Linked DNA regions of Homo sapiens: region 1 is linked to region 2. Evidence: chromatin loops called from intact Hi-C (ENCODE). Cell type or tissue: pancreas. All regions are shown on one strand. Links, peaks and the distances in the headings refer to the core of each region. The heading gives the core; the rest is flanking DNA.

Region 1 (16,301 bases), core at 2,907-10,906, 440 kb before region 2:
GTGGGAAAATAAAGAAGAGTCAATTGGACAAGTTCTGTGCCTTCAGGGAGTCGCCAGGAATAATAAGGAGCTATGTTTTATAATGACCGGGTATGACATAAATCTCATTACCATTGTTTTTTTCCTGAAAATCGTTTATTGCATGCTGAAAGAATATTTTTTCCTATGACCTGTTTTCATAATTCCTAAAAACAGGAAATTTTTTTTGAGACAGAGTCTCTATTGCCCAGGCTGGGGTGCAAGTGGCGCACTCTCTGCTCACTGCAACATCTGCTCCCGGGGTTCAAGCGATTCTCCTGCCTCAGCCGCCTGAGTAGTTGGGATTACAGGTGCCCGCCACCGCGCCCAGCAAATTTTGTATTTTTAGTAGAATCAGGGTTTTACCATTTTGGCCAGGCTGGTCTTGAACTCCTGACCTCATGACCCACCTGCCTCAGCCTCCCAAAGTGCTGGGATTACAGGCATGAGCCACTGCACCCGGCCAAAACAGGAAATTTTATATAGGTCGTACTTCCCATAGGTGTTGGTATCTGAAGTACAAATTCATGGACAGTGCTGTAGGAAAAGATTTTTGTTGTGATATTTTTGTTTGTTTGTTTTCAGATGGAGTCTCACTCTGTCGCCCAGGTTGTAGTGCAGTGGCACAATATCTTGGCCCACTGCAACTGCCGCCTCCCGGTTCAATAGATTGTCCTGTCTCAGCCTCCCAAGTAGATGGGATTACTGGCACATGCCACCACACCTGGCTAATTTTTGTATTTTTAGTAGAGACAGGGTTTCACCATAATGGTCAGGCTGGTCTCAAACCTGACCTCAGGTGATCACCCACCTTGGCCTCCCGAAGTGTTGGGATTATAGGTGTGAGCCACCGAGCCAGGCCTGTTGTTGTTTTTAAGGGAGGATAGACCATGCAGAAAAATACTCAACTTCAAACTCACCACTAGGAATACAAGAGTTGTCAGTAGTGGTTAAATATACCTGGAGTAAGAGGGACCCAGGTTTGAATCCTAGCTTTACCGTCTGTGACCTTGGGCAAATTACTGTCTGAAATCTGAGTTTGCTTTTCTGTAGAATGGGGGACAACCTCACAGGACTGTTAAAAAGATAAGATGGGATATAATGAATATAAAGTAGCTGGCACACAGTAATATTCCATAAAGAGTTGTATTTATGGAATAATATTTCTTTGCTTACATAAAGATTAAGGTGTCATAATTAATCTCAGAAGCTTCTCTTCGTAAAGTGCCCTTATTACTGAACCCCCACTTTTTTTGGTCTGGTTTTCTTGTATAGCATGTTTAATATTTGGCAATTAACATGGGTCCTCTTGTTCTATGACAGTAGTGAGAGAAGTTTCTTCTAATTTCTTACATTCATTCCTCTATCCTAGTTTCGACCACTTGGCACAGTAACGATGACGATGTGTATAGGGCGCCTCCAATTGACCGTTCCATCCTTCCCACTGCTCCACGGGCTGCTCGGGAACCCAATATCGACCGGAGCCGTCTTCCCAAATCGCCACCCTACACTGCTTTTCTAGGAAACCTACCCTATGATGTTACAGAAGAGTCAATTAAGGAATTCTTTCGAGGATTAAATGTAAGTGTAAAAGTTGTAATAATTAACTAGATATTGAGGATAATGTCTAAAAAAGACTAATTGTGGAATGGGCAGTTGCTGTTGAAAAAACAACTAGAAATATAATTTAAGGCCGGGAATGGTGGCTCACGCCTGTAATCCCAGCACTCTGGGAGTCTGAGGCGGGTGGATCATTTGAGGTCAGGAATTCGAGTCCAGCCTGGCTAACGTGGTGAGACCCTGTCTCTACTAAGAATACAAAAATTAGCTGGGCGTGGTGGTACACGTCTGTAATCCCAGCTACTTGGGAGGCTGAGGTAGGAGAATTGCTTGAACCTGGAAGACGGAGGTTGTGGTGAGCCGAGATTGCGCCATTGCACTCCAGCCTGGGCAACAAGAGTGAAACACCATCTCAAAGAAAAAAAATAAAATCAAAATTATATATATATATATTTTTTTTTTTTCTTTTTTTTTTTTTTTTTTTTTTTTGAGACAGAGTCTCATTCTGTCATCCAGGCTGGAGTACAGTGGATTACATGCCCAGCTAATTTTTTGTATTTAGTAGAGATAGGGTTGCACTATGTTGGTCAGGCTGGTCTTGAACTCCTGACCTCAGAGGATCCACCTGCTTCGGCCTCCCAAAGTGCTGGGACTACAGGCATGAGCCACTGCACCTGGCCTGAATTAATCTTTTTTTTTTTTTTTTTAGAGTTAAATTCATACAGTTCAAAATTCAGAAGGTATAATAGGGCATTTAGTAAAGTTTCTACTATCCCTCTGCATCAGTTTTCCTCCTGAGACAACCATGTTCTTGTGTATTCAGAAAAATTCATGCACATACAGTAATGCTTTTGTAGTCCTCTCAAAAAATGACAAATGAAGAAGAATGCTGGGAAACTTTGTTGTTGATTCTTATTCCTTCAGATCAGTGCAGTGCGTTTACCACGTGAACCCAGCAATCCAGAGAGGTTGAAAGGTTTTGGTTATGCTGAATTTGAGGACCTGGATTCCCTGCTCAGTGCCCTGAGTCTCAATGAAGAGGTAAAGAAAATAAGAGTGGGGATATGAGGGGTGTAAGTTCACAAATCTCATGTTTATTGATCAAACTGGTATTTTTTAGGTTGAGAGGCTCACTTCAAAGATTCCCATATCTACAAATAAAGGCCTGCATTATTTAACAGTGTATCACTTAACATCGAACATCTAGCAAGTCACACTTCAGCAAATTCAGTAGGCCCCAATAATTTAGATAGGTACTTAGGTGGAAAGTTGTGGAAGAAACCCACCACACACCAGGTCTCTAATTAAGTCTTACACTGATTTACCCACAGTGTTGCCTCAACTCTTATGGCATTGCTTTTTCAAAGTAATCTGGCCTGATAAAGGCAAATAGAAAAATCAAGTTTGTTTAGTATTAAAGGCATATCTCATTTTCAGGGAAGTGTTGTAATGGTATATTTGTTCATTTAAGAGGATTTGGAAACATTTCCTACAAAGGAATATTTTACAGGAGAGTGACAATAAATATCTAGTCCTTCTGCTTGTCAACACTGCCCACAAAGGTTTTCCTGTCCCAGGACTTGAGGGGCTTATATCTCAGAAGAAAAAAGACTTTTTTCCTCCTTTAACTCCAAAAACACCTTATTGTTTATTGATAAGGCAATTTCTAGTGCCATTTGTGCCATATTTCTGTAGTCCTATTTTGCCATATGACATGATTGAAATCAACACCTCTTAGAAATAGTTTTGCTGCCTCATAATTGATTACCATCATGATAACCTGTAGTCAGTGTGAAATAGAGATAAAAATTAATGTACTTAGTTAAATGCATATGAAGGTCTAATCTTGTTCCAGAGTTACTCTTACTGGATTATTTTTAGATTTTTATTAACATTACTGGTCTCTAACTTTACTCAGTCTGGATAAGAAAAAGAATACCATGCAATTGTTAACTATTTGATGTTTACTAGATTAACTATTAATATATTGTTGTGGTCCATAGTTAAGAGTTACTTTGTTACTAGAGATTTCATTATAGTGGTGTTTAATATAGTTTTGGGTATTTTTAACTAAAAATCATTGTTATCCTTCAACTGTAGATTCTACTATGAAATGAGGAAAAATCAGCAATAGAATTAATTGGGTTCAAAGTATATAAATAATGATGTGGGAAAGGGAAGTCAGAGGGTATCTCTGGAAGAACTGATTTATCTGAAGGTAATACTGAGTGAAAGAACCTAAGATTGTAGACAAAGCATGCTTTATGCAATTTTGCTGGTACATAGTAGTAGTAGAGGCTCTATAAATGTGTTGGGTGTTTTTGTTTTTAAGAGACAGTGTCTCGCTATATTGCCCAGGCTGGATTTGAACTCCTGGGCTTAAGTGATCCTCCAGCCTCAGCCTCCCAAATAGCTGAGACTGTAGGTACATGCCACTGCACCTGGCTTCTATAAATTTTGATAAATAATTGTTGTGGCACCAAATATGCCTTTTATTCAGCTAGTTATGTGAGAATTATTTTTAATTTACTACACTTGACAAATTACCTTGGATAGTTAAAAAGTTAATTCTATTCTGTGAAATTAAGCTTTGTAAAAATAGTATAATTGACCTAATATTCAAGGCCAGCTTAAATTTGTTTAACTTTTAAGTCTTTTAAAGGACTCTTTAGCCCACAAATTGGAGTGTTAGCTAGATTACAGTGTTTTCCTTTATCTTCCTTCCCCTAGTGCTTCTGCTATGCCCAGACGTTCAAGGTCACTCAAGGGATTTGTGCATAATGGGGCAAAAGGTTGGTTAATATGGTCCTATGCTCTCAGTCTCTAGGTAACAGGAGAATTCGAGTGGACGTTGCTGATCAAGCACAGGATAAAGGTAAGGAAACTGGTAGAGATTTCTGTTTGGTAATGGTCCCAGGATGACACCAAGCCATCCTTTCCCAGAAAATTTGAATAGGGGTAGTGGTGGGCCTGCCTGAATCTACAGTAACAGTTTTCAATCAGTTTTGCCCCACAGGGGACTTCTGGCAATGTTTGAAGACATTGTAGTTGTCACAATTGGAGGGAGTGCTGCTGACATAAGTAGAATCCAGGGGTTAATTCTATAGGGAATAGGACAGTCCCCATCAACAAAGAATTATGCAGCCCAAAATGCATGTCAAGATTGAGAAGACTGATTGATCTAGATGAACATTAAATAGATGATAAATAGATTAGCTGCCTAACAGCACGTTGGTCACAAAGGGGACCTAATTTGTATATGTTTCAGGGACTCCTGGCCCATACAGAATTTGAGATAGCTAAGCATTAAACCAATAGGAAAAAACGGGAGGAAAAGAGCCACCTGGGGTTGAATTGGAGCATGTACTTATGGGGCCTGAGGTAACTGGGATGACAGTGTGACGTGAAAGTGAAAAATAGGGTAAAATGGGGGTTTTCTATGTGTGAGAAATATTGGGCAAAGTTTTTATGAGATAACTTACGGTTTTTGTTTTAATGTATCTGTAGACAGGGATGATCGTTCTTTTGGCCGTGATAGAAATCGGGATTCTGACAAAACAGATACAGACTGGAGGGCTCGTCCTGCTACAGACAGCTTTGATGACTACCCACCTAGAAGAGGTGATGATAGCTTTGGAGACAGTAAGTTTGTTTTTATGAAGTTAGCTTCCTCTGTGCTTTGGGAGGCTATTTAGTAATAGGACAAATGTGTTACAGATGATCAGATCACATTAACAGATAGAAGGAGGAAAGCAGATTAAGAAAAATTTTGGATAGTATCTGAAAGAACTGATAGATGCAGGAAACGAATTTGATAAATTAATAATTTTTTTTGAAAACTTAACCAAACAAAGGGACAGACATTTCTCTTTTTTTGGAGACAATTGTTTATAAAGAAACCCAAACTGGGCATGGTGGCTATAATCCCAACGCTTTGGGAGGTCAAGGCAGGTGGATTGCTTAAGGCCAGGAGTTTGAGAGCAGCCTGGGCGACAAAACAAGACCCTGTCTACCAAAAAGAAAAAGAAAAAGCTGACGTGGTGGTACGCACCTGCAGTCCTAGCTGTTCAGCAAGCTGAGGCAAGAGGACTCCTTGAGCCCAGGAGGTCTAGACTGGGTGACAGAGCGAGACCCTGTCTCAAAAAAAAAAATCCAACAGATTCTACAAAGTGAGCTATTTGAAATAAGAGTTCAGCATGATTGCTGAGTGAAGAGCAGCATACAAAGATCAGTTGCATTACTTTTTGATATATATATATATTTTTGAGACGGAGTCTCGCTGTGTCGCCCAGGCTGGAGTGCAGTGGCGTGACCTTGGCTCACTGCAACCTCCACCTCCTGGATTCAAGTGATTCTCCTGCCTCAGCCTCCCAAGTAGCTGGGACTACAGGCGCGCGCCACCACACCCAGCTAATTTTTGTATTTTTAGTAGAGATGGGGTTTCACCATGTTGGCCAGGATAGTCTTGATCTCTTGACCTCATGATCCGCCCGCCTTGGCCTCCCAAAGTGCTGGGATTACAGGCGTGAGCCACTGCGCCTGGCCCATCAGTTGCATTACTATATGCTTGTAGCAAACAATTAAAATGTAAAATTTTTTTTTTTTTTTTTTTTTTGAGACAGAGTTTCGCTCTTGTTGCCCAGGCCGGAGTGCAATGGCATGATCTCAGGTCACCTCAACCTCCGCCTCCTAGGTTCAAGCGATTCTCCTGCCTCAGCCTCCCGAGTAGCTGGGATTACAGGCATGTGCCACCATGCCTGGCTAATTTTGTATTCTTAGTAGAGATGGGGTTTCTCCATGTTGGTCAGGCTGGTCTCGAACTCCTGACCTCAGGTGATCCTCCTGCTTCAGCCTCCCAAAGTGCTGGGATTACAGGCATGAGCCACTGCACCTGGCCTAAAATGTAACTTTCTAAAATAAAAATATTGATTCACTTTAAAAATACTCAAGATATAGCAGTGAACAAAGATACAGCAGTGTAATTTTTTTCTAATAAAAATTGATTCACTTAAATGCTCAAGATACAGCAGTGAACAAAAACAAGAAAATCCTGTCTTTATTGGGCATACATTATTATAGTGGAGGGAAGAGACAGTGTGTGAATAATTAAACAGTTGGGGTGCGGAAAGATAGGTGAGTGGGAAATATCATGGGGTAGGAGTAGAGATTAATTACATACATCACTTTAACAAAGACCTTTATGGGGAAAATTATGCAACTTTATTAAAATACACAAAAGTAGACCACACTATTTTTAAAATGGAAAGAAGCTACTACCTAGTAAAAATAAATAAATAGTGGTTTGTCTGTAATCAAATACTTAATAGCATAACAACAGGGATAAAATTCAAAACCTGTTACATTAAGGGGAAAAAAATTGTGTATAAATTTGAAAACAATACCATGTAGTATTAATGCATAAGTTGTAAAATTATAAAGCTACGCATGGTAATTTAACCACCCTTTTAATTGTTGGTGGGGATAGGGAAAATTCTGTTTTTAGTCTGTAACATATTTCTTTTAAACAAAAAACAAACATGGCAAAATATGACATTCACTAAACCTAAGTAATAGGTTCATAAGTTTGTTATAATGGTGTCTTTACTTTTCTGTATGTTTGAAATAGTTTAAGTAAAAACAGACCAACTTAAATTTACAAGCTCTTTGTTTTGTTTTGTTTTGTTTTGTTTTGACACAGTCTCTCTGTGTTGCCCAGACTGGAGTGCAGTGGCAATCTTGGCTCACTGCAACCTCTGCCTGCCAGGTTCAGGGTGTTCCTCATGCCTCAGCCTCCTGAGTAGCTGGGATTACAGATGCGCACCACCACACCTGGCTAATTTTTGTATTTTTTAGTAGAGATGGGGTTTCACCACGTTGGCCAGCTGGTCTCTAACTCCTTACCTCAGATGATCTGCCTGCCTTGACCTCCCAAAATGCTGGGATTACAGGTGTGAGCCAGCGCTCCCAGCACAAGCATTTTAATTTTGTGAGGTACCTTTTGAGCTTTGTACTAAATATAATTGGGGAAGCAGTAAGGGATATGTATAATTCCTTTTAGAGGAGAGTCCTTAACCTTTTAAGATGTAGAAGGAAGAAGAATGGGTCATAGGTCTGAAAGAAGGATAAATCAGCAAGTTTATATCTGACTTTTTACATGACTTTGTGACACAGCAAAGCCTTGGGGAGAACTATGTGAGGTGATTAACTTCAGCATTTATGCAAGAGATTCTATTGTTAACAGGAAGAAATGGCTCTTGAAAGAAAAAGCAGACAATCAGACCAAGGGTCCTGTTTTGAGTCCAGGGGCATGACTTTTCTCACCTGAAACCTTGAATTTAGAGCAAGCAGAATGGATAACGAGTGAGTGTGCTGTTGTTATCCAAAGCTGCCCCAAAGTCAACTTAGTTAACCTGAATTAAAGATCCAGAGACTCCTGTCCCAAGCATTAGGCCAAAAAGAGAACCCCGAGGGGTGTTGGGGGGTATTACACTCAGTATTCCTATGAAATGTCAGTAATAGCATGTGCTGCTTTTCTCCAGCATGGATCTATGCTTTCTCAGGAAACACAAGCTTATCATAATTTCAGTATTACCCAAATAAAATTAAGTGTAAATCGCATCTCCAGAAATTAAAACCACATTTCAAAATAAACACAGGGCTGATTTTCTTATATGTGTCCTGTTTTAGATCATTTCTATAATCATTTTACTAACATTAGCATGTTCTTTAATATATAAAGTTTATAATACCAGGAAATGTTATGTCTGGTCAGTAAAAATTATGTGGTTTCCAAAATGAAATCATTATTTAAAAGACAGCAGCCACAAGAAAAAGATCCCTGGCCGGGCATGGTGGCTCACGCCTGTAATCCCAGCACTTTGGGAGGCGGAGGCGGGCGGATCATGAGGTCAGGAGATTGAGACCATCCTGGCTAACACGGTGAAACCCTGTCCCTACTAAAAATACAAAAAAAAAATTAGCCGGACACGTGTAACCTCAGCTACTGGGGAGGCTGAGGCAAGAGAATCGCTTGGACCCGGGAGGTGGAGGTTGCAGTGAGCCCGCGATTGTGCCACTGCACTCCAGCTTGGGCGACAGAGTGAGACTCCGTCTCAAAAAAAAAAGAGAAAGAAAAAGATCCCTGTTTGTCCCCCATACATAAATTATCAGCTCTTAAAACGTGTAGGTTGTTTTAGTTAGTTAATTTATATTTAGAAATTCAGATTTTTTTTTTAACTTTAAAATCTGGGTTGCCAGCTTCTCTCAGAAAATTGGAAGATCCTAGCAACAGTCAGCTGGAGCTAAATAGCAGCTATCCCTTTTACAAACAACATAACGCTACCCACAGTTTGCTATCTGAGCTACTACGTTTCTTTATACAGATTTCTAGTATTTAGGGTCCTCTGATACTGAAATGCACATGTGTGTGTAAAATATAGTTTATAACATAAACAACATTGCAATGAATGTCTTTGTACATGTATCTTTATCACACATCCAATTATTTCCTCAGTGAATTTCAAGAAATTAAATTGTTGGTCAAGAAGGGTATACATGACTTCAAATCTTTTCATGCATAGTTCTAATACAACTTTCAGTATTTATACTAATTTATTGATTTATTTATTTATTTTGAGAGGAAGTCTCACTCTGTCACCCAGGCTGGAGTGCCTTGGCACAATCTTGGATCATTGCAACCTCTGCCTCCCTGGCTCAAGTGATCCTTCCACCTCATCCTCCCAAGTAGCTGGGACCACAGGCCTGCACCACCATGCCCGGCTAATTTTTTGTATATTTGATAGAGTTGTGGTTTCACCATGTTGCCCAGGCTGGTCTCAAACCCCTGAGCTCAGGCAATCCACCAACCTCAACCTCCCAAAGTGTATTTGTACCATTTAAAATTATGATCAGCAGTGCAGAAATTGATTTAAGCTCCTAAAATTCAATAGAAAATTATGTCCTGTTAGTCATATGTTGCATATATTGTTTCTCATTTTGTTTGCCTCTTAAAGTGATCTTTGAGGCTGGGTGTTACGGCTCAGGCCTATAATCCCAGCACTTTGGGAGACCAAGGCTGGAGGATTGCTTAAGCCCGGGAGTCCAAGACCAGCCTGGGCAGCAGAGAGAGACTGTCTCTCAAAAAAAAAAAAAATTTTTTTTTTTTTTTTTTTTGAGACATAGTCTCACTCTCTCGCCAGGCTGGAGTGCGGGGGCATGATCTCAGCGCAACCTCCGCCTCCCGGGTTCACACCATTCTCTTGTCTCATCCTCCCAAGTAGCTGGGACTGCAGGTGTGCGTCACCACGCCCAGCTAATTTTTGTATCCTTAGTAGAGACGGGGTTTCACCATGTTGGCCAGGATGGTCTCGATCTCTTGAACTCGTGATCTGCCCACCTCGGGCTCCCAAAGTGCTGCTGGGATTACAGGCATGAGCCACCGTGACCAGCTAAAAAAATTTTTTTAATTAAAAAATAAGTGGTCTTTGGGATCAAACATGGGAGATTCCCAACTGTATTGTTTTAGTGTCTTGTGCTTTGTTTTGTTTTTTGTTTTTGCATGTAAACCTCTTCTCCTTCTGGAAATTCATTATGGAATATTTAGGGATTTTTTAATTTCCAACCCACCCTTCCCAAATTATTAGCTGAGCAACAATTATTTCACCAGGGAAACTTTTTGAAGAAATCAGATAGAAAATTTAAATAAACAGATTCTTCCAAATTGGACTGATAGCTTACCGTGTTTCTATTAATGGTGTCAGAGAAAAGGGGATGGTGTTACTTGTCTGTTTCCTCTAGAGTATCGAGATCGTTATGATTCAGACCGGTATCGGGATGGGTATCGGGATGGGTATCGGGATGGCCCACGCCGGGATATGGATCGATATGGTGGCCGGGATCGCTATGATGACCGAGGCAGCAGAGACTATGATAGAGGTAATTGTAAAACATGTCGAATTGCTCTTTCAGTAACTTTGCCTTTTTTTTTTCCCCCTCCGCTGTGATGATTATAATTTGGGATATATTTACAGGCTATGATTCCCGGATAGGCAGTGGCAGAAGAGCATTTGGCAGTGGGTATCGCAGGGATGATGACTACAGAGGAGGCGGGGACCGCTATGAAGACCGATATGACAGACGGGATGATCGGTCGTGGAGCTCCAGAGATGATTACTCTCGGGATGATTATAGGCGTGATGATAGAGGTAATAGTTTTCTTTTTACGTACTTCATGGAGCAGAAACTGGGAAAACTACGGAAAATTTGTGATTGTGTTACGAACTACTGAGTTGGGCACAAATATAATTTGCACATTGTACAGGAAGCAGCAAAGCATAGTAGAAAGAGCATTGGCTGGCCAGGTGTGGGCAGATCACAAGGTCAGGAGATCGAGACCATCCTGGCTAATGGTGAAACCCCGTCTCTACCAGGTGTGGTGGCAGACACCTGTAGTCCCAGCTACTAGGGAGGCTGAGAGAGAAGAATGGTGGGAACCCGGGAGGCAGAGCTTGCAGTGAGTGGAGATGGCGCCGCTGCACTCCAGCCTGGGTGACAGAGTGAGACTCCCCATCTCAAAAAAAAAAAAAAAGCATTGGCTAAGGATGACATCAGTGGAAACACAGCAGTCGAATTGTTTTCATCTCATATGCCTTCACAGATAGATTTTTCAGTTAAAATTTATTGAATAAACAGTAGAAATGGAAAAAAAAGTTGCCAGATACTGTTATGTTGTGATCTCAGTAAATTACACTTAAAACAGATGGTTTTAGCTCCATTTTCCAAGTAAGGGAAATGAAATTCAGATTAAACATAGTCCTGTAGCCCATAATTGGTACTATGGGGTTAAAAACGAAGCATTAAGGCCAGGTGCAGTGGCTCACACCTGTAATCTCAGCACTTTGGAAGGCCAAGGTGGGCAGATCATTTGAGGTCAAGAGTTCGAGACCAGCCTAGCCAACATGGTGAAACCCCGTCTGTACTAAAAATACAAAAATTAGGTGGCCGTAGTGGCACATACCTATCATCCCAGCTACTCGGGTGGCTGAGGCAGGAGAATTGCTTGAGCCCAGAGGCAGAGGTTGCAGCGAGCTGAGATCGCACCACTGCACTCCAGCCTGGGCGACAGTGAGACTGTCTCAAAAAAAAAAAAGGATTGCTTTCTGTACCATTATACCACAATAATTGATGTTCATTAATTATAAAGGTGAGATTTTGGTGCACCTATTCTAAAATTATGCCCCTAATACTATAAGATATAAAATGTAAACTGTGTTACAAATCTAACCTGTTATAAAATACTAATAAATGGCCACCATTTGTGTTCTAACTTCAGTGATGTCATATAAAAGGTTATGGTATCTGGCCCAGAATTTTTTCTATCCTTTTTTTATTTTATTTTTTTTTTTTTGAGACGGAGTCTTGCTCTGTTTGTTGCCAGGCTGGAGTGCAGTGGCATGATCTCAGCTCACTGCAACCTTTGCGTCCTAGGTTCAAGCAATTCTCTTGCCTCAGCCTCCCGAGTAGCTGGGACTACAGGTGCACGCCACCATGCCCAGCTAATTTTTGTAGTTTTAGTAGAGACAGGGTTTCACCATGTTGGCCAGGCTGGTCTCAATCTCTTGACCTCGTGATCCGCCTGCCTTGGCCTCCCAAAGTGTTGGGATTACAGGCATGAGCCACCGTGCCCGGCCAAATTTTTCCTATCTTTAACATCTTTGTGTTAGTCCTAAACTTTGTGGCAATGGCTTTATATCCATCATCTCCTGTGATTCCCCAAGAAAGGAAAATCGATCTGGACAACTAATAAAACACAGTGAGATGACAGAATTCATCAGAGCCATATGGCAATTCTATTGCAGTGAGGTCTTTCCTTCTCCCTCAGAAAATGGTGAAGTCTTTACTCCTTCCTCAAAATAATAATAATAATTCAATGTTTGTTTTTTTTAAAAAAAACTTAGGCCAGCCATGGTGGCTCACATTTGTGATTCCAGCACTTTGAGAGGCCAAGGCAGGAGGATCACTTGAGTCCAGGAGTTCAAGACAAGCCCTGGCAACATAGTGAGACCCCATCTCTGCAAAAAATACAAAAGTTAGCTGAGCGTGGTAGCATGTGCCTGTAGTCCCCGTGTCTTAGGAGACTGAGGTAGGAGGGTCGCTTGAGCCTGGGAGGTCAAGGCTGCAGTTAGCCAAGGTCTCATTTCAGCTTGGGCAACATAGTGAGACCCCATCTCTGCAAAAAATATAAAAGTTAGCTGAGCGTGGTAGCATGTGCCTGTAGTCCCCGTGTCTTAGGAGACTGAGGTAGGAGGGTCGCTTGAGCCTGGGAGGTCAAGGCTGCAGTTAGCCAAGGTCTCATTTCAGCTTGGGCAACATAGTGAGACCCCATCTAAAAAATAATAAAATAGGAAATAGGTTTTAAAAAATTATATTCTTTTTTTTTTTTTTTTTTTTTTTTTGAGACGGAGTCTCTCTCTAGTTGCCCAGGCTAGAGTGCAATGGCGCGATCTCGGCTCACTGCAACCTCTGCCTCCCAGGTTCAAGTGATTCTCCTGCCTCAGCTTCCCAAGTAGCTGGGCTTGCCACCACGCCCGGCTAATTTTTGTATTTTTAGTAGAGACGGGGTTGCACCATGTTGGCCAGGATGGTCTGGATCTCTTGACCTTGTGATTCGCCCGCCTCGGCCTCCCAAAGTGCTGGGATTACAGGCGTGGGCCACTGCGCCCAGTGAAAAAACTACGTTCTTAAAAGCGATTTCCTCAAGCAAGAAGCCTAAAAATAATAGCTAACATTTATTAACCATTTACTCTGTTCCATCAGTGAGCTGAGGGCTTGTACAAGTATTGTTTAATTCTAAGACTTCTGTGTGGTATAGGTAAAATTACAAGTTAGAAAAGTGGAGGCTCAGATGTGGGCCTCATGTTCTCCTTGACTTCTGACCTTTTCCTCTCTCACACTGTCCCTTACCTCCCCACCAAGAGCTGCATACCTAATTTTTTATTTCTCTTCTTGCTCTTACCCCCCCATTCCCTCTAAGATTTGCCCTCTTGTCTCTAGTTGCTGCTGCTACCTTCGTTGAGGCCTCATTGCTGCACCCACGTTACTGGCCATTGCCTCCTAACAGAGTTCCCTTTCTTGCTCCGTTCTTCACATTGGCCCCAGTTGTCAGTTGTCTTTCTGGCATAAGATCTAATTACCTTATTCTCCTGTTTAGACCTGTCTAGTTTCCCCATGGCCTGGAACATAGCCCTTTCTCTATACCTCTGACATACACGGGCCTTCACTGTTTGCCCAGCCTTTACTTTTTTCTTCTTGAGACAGGATCTCACTCTGTCGCCCAGGCTAGAATTGCTGTGACATAATCATGGTTAACTGTAGCCTCAGCCTTCTGAGCTCAAGTGATCCTCCTTCCTCATCCTCCCCAGTAGCTGGGACTAGAGGTGCGTGCCATATGCCTGGCTAATTTTGATATTTTTTCTAAAGATGGGGTTTCTCCACATTGCCCAGGCTGGTTTTAAACTTCCAAGTTCAAGTGATCCACTTGCCCTCGGCCTACCAAAGTGCTGGGATTACAGGCGTGAGCCACTGTGCCCGGCTGCGTTCTTTTATTAATATCTTAAATGAGCTACTTTTTCTGAGCCCCTATTTTATCTTACAAAAGTGACGGGGCTATAACACAGATTTAAAATATGTTTAGGAACATATATAAACTGTCGGCTTAAAGCCCTCGTAGAAAATTTAGATCTTGTTAAACAGTACCCTCTATCTACAGGTACTATGTGCATATGTAGTAAAAGTATAAAATCAAGTGTGGGCATGATGAAGTCACCATCTAGTGGTTATTTAGAGGACAGAGTACAGCTGGTCATGTCATCAGGAGGTTTTACCTCTTTGTTAAGGTTACATTACTTAAGCCAGGTGATTGTATACATAGGCTTTCTTTATATTCTCTGTATCTTTTGTATATCCAAAATATTTAGGACAAACAATCATTTTTAGAAATTTAACTTCCTTGAAACACTTAGGTTTCTCTTGAAAGTGTTCTGACAACTTGAATTGAGGAAGAAATCAGACTGCCTGCCTTAAGAGTTTATTTGTTCAGTGTTACATGCTTTGCCCCATGAACCACCTGCCAAATTTATATTATACACAGAGACAAGGGTATAAGATCTAGAGTCTTCCTGGCTGGGCGTGGTGGCTCACATCTGTAACAGCACTTTGGGAAGCCAAGGCAAGCGGATCACTTGAGGTCGGGAGTTCAAGACCAGCCTGGCCAACATGGTGAAGCCCCATCTCTACTAAAAATACAAAAATTAGTTGGGCATGGTGCCACGTGCCTATACTCCCAGCTACTGAGGAAGCTGAGGCAGGAAAATCAGGGAGGCAGAGGTTGCAGTGAGTTGAGATCACACCACTGCCCTCCAGCCTGGGTGACAGAGCGAGACTGTCTCAAAAAAAATAAAGAACTAGAATCTTCCCTATCATATTGTATTAGTTCTTAACATGCAGATTTCGGAGCAAGATACTTTCATCCAGTAGTTTAATGATGGTCAAAAATTTCTTCCCATATAAAAGAAGTCTTGATAGATTATTAATTTATTACTTAAATGTTTACCATTTTTAGTCTTTCCTGTGGTCTTGTACTACATCATGGATGTGGTAGAAGAGTAATTGAACTTGGGTTTTTTTGTTTTTTTTTTTTTTTGAGATGGAGTTTGGCACTTGTTGCCCAGTTTGGAGTGCAGTGGTGTGTTCTCAGCTCACTGCAACCTCCGCCTCCCCGGTGGGTTCAAGCGATTCTCCTGCCTCAGTCTCCTGAGTAGCTGGGACTACAGGCATGTGCCACCACTCCTGGCTAATTTTGTATTTTTAGTAGAGATGGGGTTTCTCCATATTGGTCAGGCTGGTCTCGAACTCCTGATCTCAGGTGATCCGCCCGCCTCAGCCCCCCAAAGTGCTGGGATTACAGGCGTGAGCCATTGCGCCCGGCCAGAACTTGGTTATTTATGCCACCTATTTTTATTTTTATTTATTTTTATTTATTTATTTTAGGCGTAGTTTTGCTTTTGTTTTCCAGCCTGGAGGGCTGGAGTGCAGTGGTGCGATCCTGGCTCACCACAACCTCTGCCTCCCAGGTTCAAGCGATTCTCCTGCCTCAGCCTCCCGAGTAGCTGGGATTATAGGCATGCACCACCATGCCTGGCTAATTTTTTATTTTTACTAGAGACGGGGTTTCTCCATGTTGGTTGTGTTGGTCTCGAACTCCCGACCCCAGGTGATCCACCCGCCTCGGCCTCCCAAAGTATCGGGATTACAGACGTGAGCCACCACGCCCAGCCTGAGCTACCTATTTTCTTTTTTTTTTTTCTTTTTTTTATTTTTGAGACGGAGCCTTGCTCTGTCACCAGGCTGAAGTGCAGTAGCTCGATCTTGGCTCACTGCAACCTCTGCCTCCCAGGTTCAAGCAATTCTCTTGCCTCAGCCTCCTGAGTAGCTGGGACTACAGGTGCGCGCCCCAACGCCCAGCTAATTTTTGTATTTTTAGTAGAGACGGGGTTTCACCATGTTGTCCAGGATAGTCTCGATCTCTTGGCCTTGTGATCCACCCGCCTCGGCCTCCCAAAGTGCTGGGATTACAGGCGTGAGCCACCATGCCCAGCCTAAACTACCTGTTTTCTAATGATCTATTTGCCTTCTGTGGATTGGTTAGGCCACTAACTTGAATCTCA
Region 2 (8,000 bases), core at 1-8,000:
CTGGAGGAATTGGAAGAGCATGAACTGTTTTTCTCTGATTTTGAATTTCTTTTTACTCCAAAGAGTACAGGGGCTCAGGTCCAGGTGGCAGGGGATATGCTACCCAACTCAACTGAGCGGGCCATCACTATTGCTGGCATTCCACAATCCATCATTGAGTGTGTCAAACAGATCTGCGTGGTCATGTTGGAGGTAAGCCCTCAGGCTCATGCTGAAAATGGGGGGAGGGCCATTCTGGGGACAGAGGGACTGATCTATATTTAGTAAGACTAGAATTAAGTGAGGCTGTTAAGGCTTCCAGTGGGGGTGGGGCTAAAAGGTTCCCTGAGTTCATATTTTCCTTCCCCTAGCTTTGACTTTTCTTATGGTCTGTGAGCAAAAATAGAAACTGCTAAGCAGCAGTGATCTTTTGGTTCACAGCAGTTGTAGCAGAGTCGGGGAGAAGATGCACTGCATGGACTAAGGAGGCCAGAGATTTATTTGAGTTCCTGAGTAGCTGAGTTAAATTACTTTTTGAATTACTGTATTTTGGTTACATGGAAATTTGACATGTTCTTTAACAACTTGTCACTTTGTAGGAGGGTATTCAAAGTGTTACATAGAGTAGAAAAATGTATGTATGATGATGTTTCCGAATGACTTACAAGGTCCTGATTATACACTATTATTCTATTAAAAGAATAGCAAAATTCAGGAAAATTAAGCCTTTTCAGATTTGTGATATGGAGTTGGTTTCATTGGTGAGAAATGAAACGAATTTTTTCGTGTGTGTGTGTGTGTGACGGGTTCACTTTGTCACCCAGACTGGAGTGCAGTGGTGCAGTATCGGCTCACTGCAACCTCTGCCTATCAGGCTTAAGCGATCCTCTCACCTGTCTCCCCAGTAGCTTGGTCTACAGGCATGCGCCACCACACCTGGCTAATTTTTTTTATTTTTTGTAGAGACGGGATTTTGCCATGTTGCCCAGGCTGGTCTTGAACTCCTGAGCTCAAGCCATCCACCCGCCTCAGCCTTCCAAAGTACTGGTATTACCAGCATGAGCCGATGCACCCAACCTGGAAACTGGAATTTTCAAGTAGAGATTAGAAAAACCTTGATTGAGCCTTTGAACTATTTATAGATAGTGTCTGTATTATTCTAGACATAACACTTGAGTACTTTATTTGCAGTTTTGACCTTATTTCCTATTCAGGCCAAAAAAATGTGAGATACTAAAAATTATCAACAAAAATATACGTTTAACAGTTTTTCATGTCCATTAAATTTATCTAAAATTTTGGAAATAGTGCCGAAGATTATTACATGGACATCTCCCTTGATGAGAATCAGTTTGAATTGTGTAGTCCTTGGACTTACTGCATTAAAGGCAAATAACTTTCAGTAGATAAATTGAGATTAGATCTAGCCAGAGACAATTTGGTAGGTAAGGGGATGGAAATAGTTTTTAATTTAACTGACCTGTGTGAGCTAAAGCCACACAGCTGAAGCAGCTTTGAAACCTTATCTCTTTTTGTTTTTTTCCCCTCTGACTCTCTCCCAGTCCCCCCCGAAGGGCGTGACCATCCCGTACCGGCCCAAGCCGTCCAGCTCTCCGGTCATCTTTGCAGGTGGTCAGGTAAGAAAATTCTCATTTGTGGGCTAGAATGAACAGAGATTATATTTGAAATGTCAACTTTGCCAGCATCACACCAAGCCACTCTGCATGCTTGCTGAAACCTATACTCTGGCCATAGTTTGACCGGCTTTTAGTTTTATTTTTGTACTGGAGAAAGCTGAATGCCTTAATTTTTAGCAGGCAATGGAAGTTTTGTAGGCACTCGGAAGAGGTAACTTACTTGTGGGTTGGGTTAGAATATAAGAGTTGAATTGACTTACTGTCTCTACTTCTCTCCCTGTCCCCACCCCATCCATGTTTTATGTGTGTGGGGTGATATTTAGAGGTCTAAATAAAAGGTAGCAAAGAGTTGGACCTCTGAAGGAGATTCTGGATGGTGGTCTCAAAATTTGGGGGTCCTGAATTTGAGTGTCCTACAAACTTCCCCTTCCCTCCACCTCACCTCCCCTACTCCTACCCCTTCACTCCCAAACTCCAGTGTGTTGTCCCCTAGGCTCTTAACCTCATAAACACTGGTTTGAACCCACATGGCATAACTGAAATCAGCTGGGGTAAGAGTTCAGTGTGCAAGAATAGAAGGGGGGTGAGCATGTTGGGCTGTGGTGCCGTGACCTTTGGTGTTAGAGTAAGAACACCAAAGCACCACCGTGGCCTCTCTGCTCCTTCCTCATCAACCTAAACTCTTGATCTTTGGCACGTGGACTATTCTGAAGTTAGATTATTATGACAGAAGCATTGAAGGACCATGGTAGTCCTATGCTCTGATTGTATTTGAGGAGTAGGTAGATCAGGTTTTAAAATACAGTTGGCCCTTTGTGGGTTCCACCTTCAACCTACCTCAGATCAAAAGTATTCAGGGAAAAAAATGGGTGGTTGTATCTGTACTGAACATGTACAGGCTTTGTTTTGTCATTAAACAATAGAGTATAACAAGTATTTACATAGTATTTACATTGTATTAGGTATTATAAGTAACCTAGAGATGATTAAAATATGTGGGAGGATATGCTTAGGTTATATGCAAGTACTATACCATTTTATGTAAAAGACTTGAATATCCATGGATATTTGTTTCTATGGGGGGAATCCTAGGACTAATCTCCCACCAATAACGTAGGGACACCTAGGGACAACTGCATTGGGATTCAGGTTGAAATAGTGACTGATTTTGGTAGCTGCCTAAGCAAGTGCGTTGCTCAAAACACCTTTTCCCACTTGGGGCTGGTCTGTTACAAGCATATTTAGTTAACTAGTTCCATCTTACCTGCGTTTGATCTGGGAGCCATTTAGAGGGCAAGCATAAACTTGGGAGTCCATCTCTTTCACATTGTGTTGAATTGGCATAAAAATGAACAAGTTTTTAGAGGTTTAGTTTGTCGTGTAGTTATGAGAGGTTTCACAGGAAGGTCGGTTATGTCACAGTGTTAACCTTGAGTCAGTTTAGTACCTTGCTTTTAGAAAAGTACAAACTGGTTTGTTCAAAGGGCTCTCAGTCTAGTTAGTCAGAGTTGGGCAGGATAAGCAAAGGCCCAGAGTCAGTGTCGCCAGAAGGATTTAGCCTTAGGAGTTTTTCTTTCCCAGGAACTCCAGGTTCCTGCTCTTCTGGATTCTCCCACTCCCCCTTTGGAATAGAGTCCCATACTGGGTGGCAGCAATCCTCTGTACTTAAAATTCTTCCTTCACTTCCTTTTTTTTCCACTCCCCATCACACCTCCCCCTTCATACCTCTTTGCTTCCCTACCCACCCTCCCTCCCTCCCTCCCCTTTATTTAGTTGATGACCACCGTCTAAAAATTTGCAGCTTCTTCTATGAGTGGCCCTGTCATGGATTGTTCCCACAGGCCTTTTTAAATATACAATGTCCACAGATGGACCTGTGTCTTTTGTTCCTTTGTGGCAAAGTGGGCTCTGTAGGGGTTCAACTTAATCCCACACTGACCAGGAGCTGGCATCAGCTCTGTTGCCCCACCCCTTCATTCTTATTGAAAATAGCCCAATTGTGCAGTGTGAAATCTGCCACTAGGTAACTTTTTTTTTTAATTCACTGATTACAGCTCGTTTCAAATTGTGTCTGAGCTCCTTTTTAAAGGAAAAAGGAAAAAAATAAACAACTTTTTTTGTGTGAATTTCATGCTGGTGACAAGGTGCCGGATTGACAGCCCTGGAGACTGAAATCCTCTATTTATCCACAGGACAGGTACAGCACAGGCAGCGACAGTGCGAGCTTTCCCCACACCACCCCGTCCATGTGCCTCAACCCTGACCTGGAGGGACCACCTCTAGAGGTGAGAGGGGATGTTCAGTCTCCAAGGCTCACTCAATCCTTCCGCCTCAGCCGAGACTGCCAACACACGGGGGGCCAGTGGCGCTGGTGATTTTTGGTGCTGTGGACACCACCTGTCCACGGGGACCTGGACTGACCCCCCCAACCTCATTTCACCCAGGCCGCGTAGCCCACCAGATGGTAACACCAACTTTTTTTTTTTTTTTAATTTTTTTTTTGTTCAACCCCTCTTCCCCTCTCCCACTCCTCCCACCCCATTTTCACCTTCCTTCCACCCCCACCTGGGTGTACTTTTGGGGGTACTGGCCACTGTGATGTGAGAAACTTCACATCCTGTTAACCAGCCACTCCTTCCATCCCCTCCCTCCCTGTTCCCTTTTCCTTTCCTCCTTTTCCCTACCCCATTGCCCTGAAGACCCAGCTCCCTTTTTGGGAGGTTATGTTGTGGGGGGGAGGAGGGCATAGTGGGAGCTGCAAATGCCTATGGAGGGGAGGTGGGAGAAGACAGGAATTAGAACCCAGTGGTTTTTGTTTACCTGTGATCAGCTCCCTACTGTTAGGGACTCAGCTAGCATCCAGTGTTCTTAAGGTCTTTAGGCAGATAGAGAAATAAGTTGGAGAAAGGGAAGTGTTTTAAAACATACCATGTAGGTTTGTGCAGTTAGAGATCTTCCACATCACCACAATTGGTAGAAGGGTTGGGGTGGTGAGGGAAGAGATCATTATTCCTCCTAGGCTATCTTGTATACAGGGAGGAAGAGTGGGGCTTGGTCAGTCGAGGCATTGCTAATCTCACTTCCCACATTTTCATTAAGAAACAGTTATGTATATTTTGCCTTTGATTGCAGGGAACTTGGCTACCTTTATAGGATTCCCCGGAACAAAGTCATATTTAGGGTTCAAAGAAGGCCAATTTGGGTCTGACCATATTTGTGAGATTCCATCTACTGCCTCAATCTCTGGCCTCCCCCATTCTCTAGTTCAACTCTGGCTTCCTGGCTAGTTGAAATGTCTTTTTCCCCCCACTGGGTGGCTGTCCGTGATTGGTTTTTAATAGGAACTGTTTTCCTCCTTTTGTAGGCCTATACCATTCAAGGACAGTATGCCATTCCACAGCCAGATGTAAGTTTTGTTTTCACTTCTTGTTTTGAAAAGCTCCCTCTCCCATCCAAAATTGTCTCACTCCTCTCTCCCAAGTAGCCAGAAGTGAGTTGGGTCTTCAGCATTTGCAGTATTAAGTTGTTTTCTTCACAAGGTCAATCCCATATTTTAGCCCTTTAATCAGGGTAATGCCTTGTTTGCCTTTTAACATTTAACCCCTGAAATTTAATTCAGCACATTAGCTTCTCCTTTCCCCCTGTGTTTCAGATTACCCTGTTTCTAAAAGGGAAATGTTCCATGGTATACTGTGATTTGTTATCTCAGGGCATAGTTTAAATTGACATTGGGACTGTGCTTCCTTGCATGCAGTTCTCTTTTCCATGAGGGTAATGGGAGGTTGGGTTTGCCCTTGGGAACTCCTCAATCTGAGATGACAATTTGAAAAGTATTTGGAGGGATGGGGAAGGGGCTTATGTTACACAGAGAGGGATAGGAACCTGAACATTTCAGAATTCAACTCAAACCTTTCTTGCTGCTAAAACCTCCTATTTAAAAGTGCCGGTATTTAGACTTCAAGGGCATTTTTTTCTGCACTTTTCTTTTATCCTTACTAACCTTTTCAGGTGCTGAGCATTATTAGACTTGGGAAGTTGAGTTTCGGTCTTGGTTAGTGGTAGGCCCCAGGAGAGAGGGAAGTAGACGTGAAGAAGGATTATTTTATGACAGTCAGGACAGTTTATATAGATGAATAAAAATAGCTGTAGTAGTCAGTGGTGGCGGTGATGGGACTAAACCCAGTATGGTTTCTTCACCTCTCTCCTCCTTGCAGTCTCCCTGCCCCCCTCATCTCCTTCCCTCTCCCCAATACTGATGAAACCCTGCATGGTGTGTTTTCCCTAGCACCACTGCACAGTTTGTTTACCTAGCCTGTCTGTGCTTGTCCCTGCGGCAACTGTTGCAATGGCTGCAAACTACCTTCATTAAGTAGCCTCCAAGGGGGATGGTCGTTGGGCAAGTGCTGTTGCTTTTCTATTCCCACACCCAAAAGGCATTCATTCTCTTCCAGGCACCCATTCTATTTCTAACCCTTACCCTTCATATTCTGCCAATCCCCAGGATTGTGATGCAAGCCCCATCCCTACCCTCTGTTGTAGTTTGAGTAGTAGAGTCAATTTTGGGAATCAGGACCTGCATTTTCAAATTCGAATGTGCTTGAGCCCTGGCTCTGTTAAATCTTCTAATGCCAACCTCCTGTTTCCTCCTTGCAGTTGACCAAGCTGCACCAGTTGGCAATGCAACAGTCTCATTTTCCCATGACGCATGGCAACACCGGATTCAGTGGTATGGATACCTCAGTGTTTATTTCTGTAAGGTGTAGTGCAAGAGAGAGGCCAGTCCCAAGGTCTCAGCTTGACATCTGTTTAAAACAAACTTCGTTATCCAGCATCCTGCTGGTTTAAACTTGCCTGTCTACTATGGCTAAGCCCAAGGAGGTAATGTGTTTGTTAACGTGGTTTTCATTTGGGGTCAGTTATTCTAAAAGAAAAAAAAAGCCCTGGAAGGTTTGGGGGTGAGGTTTGGGGATGCTTGTCAGGCAAAGGGTAGGCTGATATTTCTTTGAGCCCATCCTGACTGCTGCCCCCTTGATCTGATCAGCACCCCCTTTCTCTCCACCAGCAATTCACAGGCTTGGGTAGAGACCATCCATTTGTGCCAAATTGTGTAGTGTTTTTTTTGTTTTTGTTTTTGTTTTTATTTTGTTTCGTTTTTGGGGCTTTTCTGTATAAGGAATAACTTGTCCGATAGGGTTAGGATGAGACCACCAAACTCATTTTCACTTGTATCTTAACAGGCATTGAATCCAGCTCTCCAGAGGTGAAAGGCTATTGGGGTAATGATTAAAAAAAAAAAAATCTGTAGTATTCTACTGTTATATTAATAAACTGGTGGGAGTCTTGTTTCACTGCCCATGAACCATACCAGCAACATGCACATGGCAGAGAGGAGCTGAGAGAGCAAAGGGGTGGGCCTGGAGCCCCCGAGGGTCCCTTGATGGATCTGGCCAACCCCCTTCTAAAAATGATGAGACAGCAGCCATAGCTGAGATCAGGACTAAGCTTGAGTGTTAGCCAGCTGGCCTGGTTCAGTCCAGGTGTTGTTAAAGATGGGTACGGGTATTTGCTGATGGGATTTTTTTTTCTTTCTTTTTCTTTGGAAAACAAAATGAAAGCCAGAACAAAATTATTGAACAAAAGACAGGGACTAAATCTGGAGAAATGAAGTCCCCTCACCTGACTGCCATTTCATTCTATCTGACCTTCCAGTCTAGGTTAGGAGAATAGGGGGTGGAGGGGATTAATCTGATACAGGTATATTTAAAGCAACTCTGCATGTGTGCCAGAAGTCCATGGTACCCATTAACAGGCATAATATTGGCACTGGTGCTAGTGAGCATCAGGTGAGATACAATTTGGAACACAACAGGAAAGGGGTAGAAGTACAGAAGGACTTGTTTAGACATTGGTCCTTTTTGAGGATACCACACTCCCTTGCCCTTGCTTCCATCCCCCATCCCTAATAGGCTGGGCTTTGCAGGAAATGGCATGAAATCAGCTCTTCTGAGTGTACAGAAGAACCTTTCGAGCATTATTTCTACACCCTTCTCCCCCACTCTTTCCTCTTTGGAGGCTTCCAAGTTAGTGATGAATCCCAACAGCTAATGATGCTGGGTTTCCAGTTTATTTCCTTCTGTTAGTTTAATGTGCAAGTCAGTGAGGTTTTGAATGCTGTGCATTGAATTTGCTTGCTCTCTTCTGTCTTTTAGCAGGTTTGGATGCATCTGCTCAGACTACTTCTCATGAACTCACCATTCCAAACGATGTAAGTGTAGTTAGGTTGCATGGGATGAAAATAAGAAAATAGACTGTAAAGAAATAGATGTCGTTTCAGCAGTGTCCTGCTACCCTTTTTTTTTTTTTTTTTTTAAACAGCCCAGGCTG

What was found. Hi-C counts contacts between places; a loop is a spot of excess contacts. Peaks named below come from ENCODE experiments on the same cell type or tissue, not always from the same donor. Only the 100,000 strongest peaks of a DNase experiment are listed, where the experiment ranks them.
Region 1: it touches region 2 in a loop (5-fold over the local background); 2 of 110 quality-filtered maps call a loop at or near these places.

What each region holds. Positions count from the first base shown.
Region 1 is chr12:53,017,408-53,033,708 of GRCh38, forward strand. It overlaps EIF4B (eukaryotic translation initiation factor 4B), which reads left to right. Exons shown (of 15, transcript NM_001417.7): 3 at 1,391-1,599; 4 at 2,503-2,619; 5 at 4,399-4,453; 6 at 5,086-5,220; 7 at 10,375-10,512; 8 at 10,608-10,781. Among named protein-coding and RNA genes, the nearest start is that of EIF4B, 19 kb to the left of the region's middle. In pancreas, for the core only: no CTCF peak of the experiment used is centred there; no DNase peak of the experiment used is centred there.
Region 2 is chr12:53,460,952-53,468,951 of GRCh38, forward strand. It overlaps PCBP2 (poly(rC) binding protein 2), which reads left to right. Exons shown (of 15, transcript NM_031989.5): 7 at 64-192; 8 at 1,542-1,616; 9 at 3,809-3,901; 10 at 4,981-5,022; 11 at 6,270-6,342; 12 at 6,854-6,892; 13 at 7,826-7,881. It overlaps PCBP2-OT1 (PCBP2 overlapping transcript 1), which reads left to right and starts at 3,517. Exons shown (of 1, transcript NR_109828.1): 1 at 3,517-4,106. In pancreas, for the core only: no CTCF peak of the experiment used is centred there; no DNase peak of the experiment used is centred there.